2 separate regions of the Homo sapiens genome follow, and region 1 is linked to region 2. Evidence: chromatin loops called from intact Hi-C (ENCODE). Cell type or tissue: right lobe of liver. All regions are shown on one strand.

Region 1 (5,000 bases), 110 kb before region 2:
TGCAGTCATTAAATCGAAGAAAAATGCAGAAACGCCCTTTAAAAAATACCGTTCAGTCCAGGTGTGGTGGCTCATGCCTGTAATCCCAGCACTTTGGGAGGCCTAGGTGGGTGGATCACCTGAGGTCAGGAGTTCGAGGCCAGCCTGACCAATATGGTGAAACCCCGCCTCTACTAAAAATACAAAAATTAGCTGGGGTGGTGGCGCACATCTTTAGTCTCAGCTACTCAGGAGGCTGAGACAGGAGAATTGCTTGAATGCGGGAGGTAGAGGTTTCAATGAGCCAAGATCCTGCCACTGCACTCCAGCTTGGGTGACAGAGCGAGACTCCGTCTCAAAAAAAAAAAAAAAAAAGAAACAGTACCGTTCAAAAATTGTAATGCTTAGCAGTTCACAAAGTACGTTTCATTATTCATTTCATTCTTCGATCCTCAGAGCAAACCTCGAGGCTATATTTTTTCCTCTGTAATCTGCCACCTTTCTAGTTACTTTCATTTAACCTGCATGTGTGGCAAGCTGAGGGTGGTGGCTGAGAAGAGGGGCTGTCTTGTCTACATTTGTGAAAACATCCTTGTTAGGCTTTCCAAAACCCTGAAAGGTGACTGGACTCATGCATTTTTGTCTTTTATTGAAAAAAAAAAGACGCTCAACATAAAAAAGTTAACTTTGGCAGAATTTCCAAAATATAGTTTAATTCTCAAAATGTAGTTTAATTTCCATTTGGCATTTCTAAGCACGGCTTCACAAAGTCCCCCATTTTTTGTATTTCAAAGAGAAAACCGTGAACTTCTTGTTGGGAGAAATGGTAGCACTCCACTTGTGGTTAGAGGTTCATGTACCTGAATACATGAAGAGAGAATTTATGTCATGCTGCGGCCCATCACACGAAAGGAGACTTCAGGAAACACACAGGTCGGAAGCGGGCAGCTGCCCCATGAGCAGCACAAGGGGAGCTTTGAGAATCCCGGGCTCTCACACGGATGCCCACGCTGGGAAGGTCTGAGATGGCCGGTGGCCGAGTTTACTTATTGGGTTCTGTTTTCATGTATGCATTGTATTATGACAATAGCTTGAATAAAATGATTTATTTTTATCATAATCATTTGCATCTATTCTACTCTACTAATGTATTTTCATTACCATGCCGTTGTGAGCTTCAAGCTAATTTTGAAACTTTGCAACTAATCATGCTGATTGACAGGTTTGTCACCTTCTACAAGGTGACAAACTGTCAGGATTCATCTGTGAGCCTGGGGTGAGCCTTCTGGATTTATGTCATCCCTAGATACTGCAAGAATGCCATTATTCATTTCCCATTTATTTTTTTAAAAATCCAAATATTTGAAGGTTATATTCACTAATTAATCAGGAAAAAACCTTTGTTTTATGTTGAATCTTGCTTGTCCTCACTCCTCGTATTGCATGGATTATGTAGAAAAGAACTGAATGCTGGATTTAATTATAAACATACAACACTTGTTGCAGCTTACTTCAGATTTAAAATAAAGGGACTAAAACATAATAAAAATATATATGTGTTCACCCAAAATTATACTCATTAATCAATAACTCGTAGTAGATTTCTGCCAAAGCATCTCTGTTGTACTTACTGTTTCACGATTTTTTATATCATCACTATTTCTAAGCCAAGGTGGTTTATTCTTCTGCAAGTAAAGGCAGTTAAGAGATGATGGTTTCAATTTCCCTGTTTTATTTTTAATTAAGTATTATTATTTTTTTTAAACAGGGTCTTACTCTGTCACCCAGGTTGGAGTGCAGTGGTGTGATCTCAGTTCACTGCAGCCTCCATCCCCGGGTTCAAGTGATTCTCCTGCCTCTGCCTTCTGAGTAGCTGGGAGTACAGGCATGTGCCACCATGGCTAGCTTATTTTTGTATTTTTAGTAGAGAAGAGGTTTTGCCATGTTGGCCAGGCTGGTCTCAAACTCCTGACCTCAAGTGATCTGCCTGCGTCAGCCTCCCAGAGTGCTGGGATTAGAGAGGCATGAGACACTGTGCCCAGCCTAATTTTCCCTTTTTGATGGACTGACTTTCCAGTTACCTTCCATTTTCTTATTTGAGAAGAGAAGGGTATATTTGGGGATTTAAAAACATTCATAATTTCTACACCTTTTATTGGCAGTTTGAAACTATTTTCCCAACTTGCTTTTTATGTGAGAGGAGAAAAAAGCACTAGCCTGTTTCAGAATATAAACAGCTTTAAAACCCTTGATAAGGGCTGGGCGCAGTGGCTCACGCCTGTAATCCCAGCACTTTGGGAGGCCGAGGCACATGGATCACAAGGTCAGGAGATCAAGACCATCCTGGCTAACACGTTGAAACCCTGTCTCTACTAAAAATACAAAAAAATTAGCTGGGCGTGGTGGCGGGCACCTGTAGTCCCAGCTACTCAGGAGGCTGAGACAGGAGAATGGTGTGAACCCGGGAGTTGGAGCTTGCAGTGAGCCAAGATTGCGTCACTGCACTCCAGCCTGGGCGACGGAGCAAGACTCCGTCTAAAAAAAAAAAAAAAAAAAAAAAACCCTTGATAAGCAAAGGGAAATTGAAACCATCAAAAGTTCCTGCAAATATCCAAAGTTCTGTGTGCTTTAGGTGATAGCAGTCTACCCAGGGCCAGAGGAATGGAAGAAAGCAGGAGGCAGGCCAAACGCCAGCCCACGCCCTGTGCCTCATGTGTTACCACACAGAGTCCGCAAGCAGAGACCGGAGATTTTCATTCCTTCTTCGGACATAGCAAAATAACCAAATGCATGAAGAAATGTTCACTTATGTGACTGCATTTTCTGTTTGCATTCAAATACTTGGCACTGTCAGTGCCCAAGTAAGGTTTTCAAAACAATGTTTGGCTCAGAAACATCACTTACCATTAAGTCTGAGTCAAATCAATGTATTACCTTTCCTGGACCCATTTGCTTTAAGGTCTTGCATTTAATTAGGAAATGAAAGCCACGCTGAAAAATCCAGGCATAAACAGGCAAGTTGCAGTGTTTTTCTCTCTCAGTACCTTACAGTCAGCCACACACTGGAGACTTGGTTTATCAAAGTAATTTATTTCCATGTATTTTGGGTGCCTGGGGCTGTGGTAACAAATTGCACAAACTGGATGGCTCACAAAACCCAGAAATGCATGGTCTCACAGATCCAGAGACCAGAAGTCTGAGGTCAAGTCACTGTCAGGGACACGCCATCTCTGCAGCCATGAGGGAGAACCCTTCCTCCCCAGCAAACCTCAGGGCTCCTGGGTCACGTCACTCCAACCTCGGCTCTGTCTTCACATGGCCTTTGTCCCTGTGTGTCTCTGTGTGCCCCTCCTCTTCTTATAAGGACATCAGTCATTGGGTTTAGGGCCTGCCCTAATTCAGTACGACCTCATTTTAATGAATTACATCAGTAAAGGCCCTATTTCCAAATAAAGTCCTGTTCTGAAATCCAGGTGGACGTGAATTTTGGGGCATGCTATCCTGAGTCACGTATTATTTACATAGGGTTACAAAGCAGATTCTGTGTTCCTGGCCTCCTGAAACCACTTTGACTCAATCCTCCAATGGCTCCTATTATGGTTTGGCTGTATCCCCAGCCAAATCTTATCTTGAATTCCCACATGTTGTGGGAGGGACCCTATGGGAGGTAATTGAATCATGGGGGCAGGTCTTACCTGTGTTGTTCTCGTGATAGTGAATACGTCTCATGGGATCTGATGGTTTTAAAAAGGAGAGTTTCGCTGCACAAACCCTCTTCTCTTGTCTGCTGCCACGTGAGACATGCCTTTCACCTTCAGCCATGATTGTGAGGCCTCCCAGCCATGTGGAACTGTAAGTCCCTTAAACCTCTTTCCTTTGTAAATTGCCCAGTCTCAGGTATGTCTTTATCAGCAGCGTGGAAACAGACTCATACAGCTCCTATGCCCAACCATGTCTCACGCTGCAGAGTCAGCCAAACAAACCCGCTCATGAGCAATGTCTAGGGCAGCTGAGGGTTACTGGTAGTTCTAAAAGGAAGAAGAGAAATAAAAAGAGGAAGAAAAATTGGTGGGAAATGGGAAGAAAAGAATGCTTAGCGGAGACCAGAAATTGTAGCCAGGAGATGACAGTGCGAACCCCTAGCCGAGGGGCTGACTGTCAGGGCACAGCAGCCTCCCCTGGGCCAGGGTGAGAAATGAATACCCCAGCCACCCACAGTATCGCGGGTGAGTTGCTTTAAGCAACTCATGTGAAGCACAAAAGCATGAGCGAAATGATGCCCAAGACCGGGTCTTCCAGTAATTTCACTGCATGGAACTGTAGTATAGAAATGCTAGTTCCGTCAGGCATGCGGCAGATAACTGCCATTCATCCACGGAGTGTTGGGAGCAGGGCTGGGGAGTCCTGGCACAGATAGCACAGAATGTACAGCCTCTGCCAGCCCACTGTCTAGAGCCTCGTGGCCCTTGAACATAGGAGTCCCTCCTTGGAAGGCCTAAGAACACAACCAGTTATCCACACACGAGAAGCAAGGATGGCTTGTCAGTGACGCTTGATTGATGGTTGATTAGCACCAGAGAGAGCCCAGCCTGTGCTACGATATTGAAGCCGAGTCATAGACGTTATCTACCATGAAATCAATAAAATTTAAGTTGCAGGGCTCCTCCCCAAAGGCTCCTTCTAAATAAGCATTCACTTTTGTGCTTCATTCTTTTACGTGTAGTTTTGAGTTCCTTTTCTTAGGGCAATCCCTAAATTGCAAAACCTTCATGTTGCACAAGCCTGATTCCAGCCTTGGGCTAATTAAGGAGGGTGGAGCTGCTCAGAACCATCAGGCAAAGACAGCTAAGGCACCTGGGTCCCAGCTGCTGCAGCAAATCACTGCCCAGGATATCACATGGGCCCCATTCTGGAGGCTTCTGCCATCTCCTGATTCAAGTCATGATATCTATTTCCAAAAACCGTTTAGCTCTTCGTTGTACTTAATTTGACAAAATAAAATTTAAGAAACCATCTGCGTC
Region 2 (5,000 bases):
TCCTGTTTGGAACATTCTGCTCTGTTCATATGGCTGCCTCTTTCTTACCACTGGGGACTCGGCTCAAATGCCACTTCAATTTAAAGGTGGTTCTCCCTTCACTTTCACCTCTAGGGTCCAGAGAAACTTACACATATGCAAATCACACACAAACAAAAACAAACAAATGACAACTGGGGATGATCCAAATTCCTTCAATAGTGGACTAGATAAATTATGGTAGATTCATATGATGAGACTGTATATCTAAATGAAAATGGATAAACTACAACTAAGGCATTGACAGGGTTGAACCTCAAAACATAATGTTGAGAAAAAGAAAAAAGTCACAGAAAAACACATACAGTATTGAGTCCATTTAGATGACATTCCGATGTACTGTATAGAGATGGATACATCAGTGGTGAAACTCTAAAGAAAAGCAAGGGCGACCCCTGGAAGAGCTCTTAGGAAGCTTCTGAAGTTCCTGCGGGGGTCTGTCTCTCAGCCTGGGTGAGAGTGCAAGGTCTCTGTTTCATTATTATTCACTATTATTCTTTCAGTTGTACACATGACTGCATGAACTCTTTTGAATCCATTATATTCTTCACAATAAAATTTTTTTAAAAGAAACAAGGGGAAGATGGAAATATACCAAGTGACATAGTGGTATTTGCTCATAATCATTGTGTGAGTGGGAACAGCATAGCATCCTCATATTTCAGCTCCCTCCCTGACAAGTGAAGGCGCTGGGCTCACAAGGAGGAAGATCCCTTTCTGTTCTGTGTCCTGTGACTCAGTCAACCGCAGGCAGGCTTGACAGAATCTTGAGGGGACATCTGGGGCATCTCCATACTCTCCTTGCAGAATTACTATTTAATTAAAACCAGTTCAGGCAAGAGAGAACCAATCTGATTTGGAAACCCCACCCCTCCCTTTCCCCAGGAAGAAATTACACAGCCTGGTTATATCATCAGCTTTAAGTGTCTGAAAATTCTTTCTCTTGACTTACACAGATTTTCCACAATTTGGAGCCTCTCTCCAAACAATGTTACAACACATTCAAGGCTGGCAAAATTTTGGAGGACTAAATCTAAATGGAGCTGCCTGTCAAAATGTCACAGTTCCCATAAGACAATGGAAATCTATATTCTTTCCTAGACACGACAGGGCCAAGATGCTACAGATAGGGGAGGTGTGTGTGTGTACACAGGTCTGTGAAGAGGTGAGCAGCAAGGAGTGCTGGTTGATGTTCTCCTTGGCCAAATAAAGTTGTGAAGTTGATGGCAAATGCCATGTTCAGTGATCCCTGAAAGTAGAACCTGCCTGCTGTGTGTTAGTATTCCTATCCGGCAGGGAAACTCAAAACCATATGTTTCAATATAAATATTTTCTGATAATTTAGAGTAAGTATTCTGTTTCTCAGAGCCCCAGAATGGAACCGCACTTGAAATCAGGTTAACTAGAGCTAAATTTAATCATTGTGTGACCCGATTGACTATATGCAACCTGGGGTATTGAATATCCTCCTTTATGTTGTTTTTATTCTCAATTTCATCTACTTATTTCCTTAGGGACCACAGAGCAATAGTAGGCAGCAAAGTAATGAAATGTGGTAAATCTGGTTAAAGAGAAATTTAACTAAAAATACTTTCCTTTGTTTCATCTCCACAGCCTTGTACATAGTGTGGTTTACTTTGGTTTACAAAGTCCTAAAGTTCTTGGGAGGAAAATGGCTGAATTTATTGCTCTGGGAAATACCAAGCTTACTCAATTTTACAATATATAAAAGTTCTTTGTTTTATAGATAAGCCATAAAAATCTCAGTTGTAACCATTAGCTGTCATTTACACTGGGAGCCGTAGCAAGTTTACCACATTTCCTGGGGACCTTCTGAGGCGGTGGATCACATGGCCACGTGCGTCGGGGGCTCTGTCAGTCCCCCGGCTTCCCCGCCTGCAAAACAACTGCCTGGCTGGGGACTGGGGATTGGCAGGAAAATGTGTTACTGCTCGATGGACTTTGGATCCTTGATCACAATCTCTGAGGGCCAATCATCTCTGCTGATAACTGAGGAGTGTTTACGCTTGTTTCTCAAAAAGTTCTCAGTGCTGTAAACTAGGAAGATTTCAGGGCACTGGCCCAAGCCGATTAAGAGTGATTCCCGAGGACAACAGAGGAGAAGTGGGGAAGGCACTCCCTGACTATACAGCTAACTTCAGGAGCGGCTTTTCAAATAGATCAGCTCCAGGCACTGCCCTCAAAGCCTCGGTCACCCCTGAGTGAAGTGAGAAGTGAGTTTACATGGGAACAAGGAAGGACAGAAAAGACGGAGAGCTACTAATCTGAAGAAAGGTTTTCAAAGGAGTTGTATGTACATACAGCGGAGACTGCTGACACCCATGAAAATGACCATGTGAACGTGCCTTCTAGGTCCTTCCTTTAAATCACATTTTTCTGTTTGTTTCGTTTTTTGAGACGGAGTTTCACCCTTGTCACCCAGCCTGGAGTGCAGCGGCACGATCACCGCTCACTGAAACCTCCATCTCCCGGCTTCAAGCAATTTTCCTGCCTCAGCCTCTCAAGTAGCAGGGATTACAGGCACACATCACTATGCCCAGCCAATTTTTACATTAAAAAAATTTTTTTTTTAATTTTTTATTTTTTGAGATGGAGTCTCGCTCTGTCACCCAGGCTGGAGTGCAGTGGCGTGATCTCCGCTCACTGCAACCTCTGCCTCCTGTGTTCAAGTGATTCTCCTGCCTCAGCCTCCCAAGTAGCTGGGATTACAGGCGCCTGGCTAATGTTTGTATTTTTAGTAAAGATGGGGTTTCACGATGGCAGCCAGGCTGGTCTTGAACTCCTGACTCCTGACCTCAGGTGATCTGCCCACCTTGGCCTCCCAAAGTGCTGGGATTACAGGCGTGAGCCACCATGCCCGGCCTAGATCACGTGTTTTTAAACACTTCTTGAAAGTAGCGACATACTGTGTGGCTTAGCAGGGAGAATACCGCGCTAAGCATTGAAAGATCCGATTCTTGCTCTGTGTGTCACCGGCCTGCTGAACTGACCTCAGGCAGAGGTCACCTTGCCTCTCACAGCCTTGGCTTTCTTTCCAGGCTGCCAGGCATGGCAATACCACATGGCTCCTGCCACCCAGGACTGGCTCAGGAGGCCAGCACGGCCCAGAGAGAAGTAAAAGGGCAATTACAAAACCAAGAAAGTCCCGTGAAAGGGAAAAGACAGGGTACTGGGAAGGGGGCACCTAACCCTGACTCAGGTTGACCAGGCTCTTGTATGTTAGCAACACTGGGGGGAGTTAACTGGGGAAAGAAGCCCTGGCATTTTGTCATTTCCCAATCTTGAGATAACAGTTAGATCAGTGTTTCCCATGGAGTGGGTGGACTTGGTAAGAACACAGGTTTCCCCAGAGTTTCTGAGGAATCTGTTTTGGGTAGTAAGGCTTCAGAGCTTTGTTCTCCTCCTATGCAAAGTGAGGTGAGAGTGAGCCCAGTCTAATTTGCACAGTCTAATTTGCCAGACATTTTCTCATATTTTTCATATGACTGTTCTCAAGGGCTTACCTAGCCATTTTGCTTGCAAACCCTGGTTCTTGACCTTGTTCCTACACTGCACCACTGTGTTAGTTATCTATTGCCATGTAACAAATTAACCCCAACATCCAGTGGCCGAAAACAGCCGTGAATATTTATTCCTTGCTGTTTCTGTGGGCCAGGGATTTGATTGAGGCTTGGCTATGGGAACAGATGACACAGGCCACACGCAGAGGAAGGTGGGACTCCGTGGGAGCCATCCTGGAGGCCCGCAGTAACCCTGCTGTGATTAATAAGATGCTGGGTGGACTTGCCTCCCATCTATCCATGTTTCCCGTTTTCAATACTGACCATAGCTGTGAATTCTGTTCCCCCATCCATTCTTAAACAATCAAACTTTTTGGTGACTATCTCCTGCTTTTCTGAGTCACTTAATTTTTGGAGGGGGGCATTTCCCCCTCCCTTTAAAATTGAAGATATGCTCGGTCCTGGCTCTTTCTTCATAGTGCTTCCTATTGCGCACTGTAACAACTTGCATTTGCTTTTCAAGTGAGGAAAGGAATAGTTTTCTGGTGTACTCTTGTTCTCTAGTTAATCCTGAAGAAGACACATAAAATAGTAATACCTTAGATTCCCGTGGGTCACAAGTAGCTCCATCATGGAGCTTCCTTCACCACTCTTTGTCCTCAGGTCTATCTCTCAGCATCTTCATTATGTGGATATCTGTTAAACTAAATTGGAAACAGAGAGTATGAGCTATTGTTATTTTCTGGAACTCACATGAGTTGATTTTTTTAAAAAGAGGCCCTCAAAGTAAAAGCCATGCAAGCCAGCTGCAGACCTAAGATCACAGCTCAATTCGCGTTCTTATCACTAACCATGTATAGTATGAACTTCTCTAATAGCCTCATATGATTACATTTCATGCCACAGCAGGTCATATGTGAGGCTTACAATCTAGTTCTACTAAGCTGTGGGTGTATTGGTTGGCAACCACATTGTCTGAGAATTCTGTTTATTTCTAGGACTTTTCAATTCACTCAGAAGTTAAAAATTGCAATACTATCTCAGGAAAGCATTTTATAGTCTTACCATTATATGAAGTGATTTCCATCTTGTGAAGAATTTCCTTATTAATAGACACATTTTCCTACATAAGTAATGGATCTGGAAGACAATCATTTCTTGTTCCACTTTCTAAACTTCCAAAAAAGGAAATACATTTCCTTGGAATCGTGCTGGATCTCTCCCCTGCAAGCGGCTGTCCAAAAGACGACCAGAATTTATCAATAACAAAAACAGGATCCCCCCACTCCAGGGCGAAAAGAGCTCAGCTTGTTGGACAGCAGATTGGACAGTGGAGGCCCCTGTTCCTCAGCTGTGGTCAGAGGCCCCCCACCTGCCAGGCCTCCTTTCCATTTGTAACCCTTTATTTTTCTTACTTTAAATAGACCACTTGTTGGCTGG

Evidence for each region. Peaks named below come from ENCODE experiments on the same cell type or tissue, not always from the same donor. Only the 100,000 strongest peaks of a DNase experiment are listed, where the experiment ranks them.
Region 1: a loop joins it to region 2, with 2.8 times the contacts of the local background. A loop is called at or near these places in 12 of 110 quality-filtered maps.

The regions. Positions count from the first base shown.
Region 1 is chr18:74,478,844-74,483,843 of GRCh38, reverse strand. No RefSeq gene overlaps it. Among named protein-coding and RNA genes, the nearest start is that of CNDP2, 15 kb to the left of the region's middle. RefSeq lists a cis regulatory region at 3,127-3,805. In right lobe of liver, no CTCF peak of the experiment used is centred here; DNase peaks (open chromatin) are centred at 2,663 and 3,283; H3K4me3 peaks cover 275 bases; H3K27ac peaks cover 2,379 bases.
Region 2 is chr18:74,366,201-74,371,200 of GRCh38, reverse strand. No RefSeq gene overlaps it. Among named protein-coding and RNA genes, the nearest start is that of LINC01922, 41 kb to the left of the region's middle. In right lobe of liver, no CTCF peak of the experiment used is centred here; DNase peaks (open chromatin) are centred at 2,010 and 3,080; H3K4me3 peaks cover 1,254 bases; H3K27ac peaks cover 2,126 bases.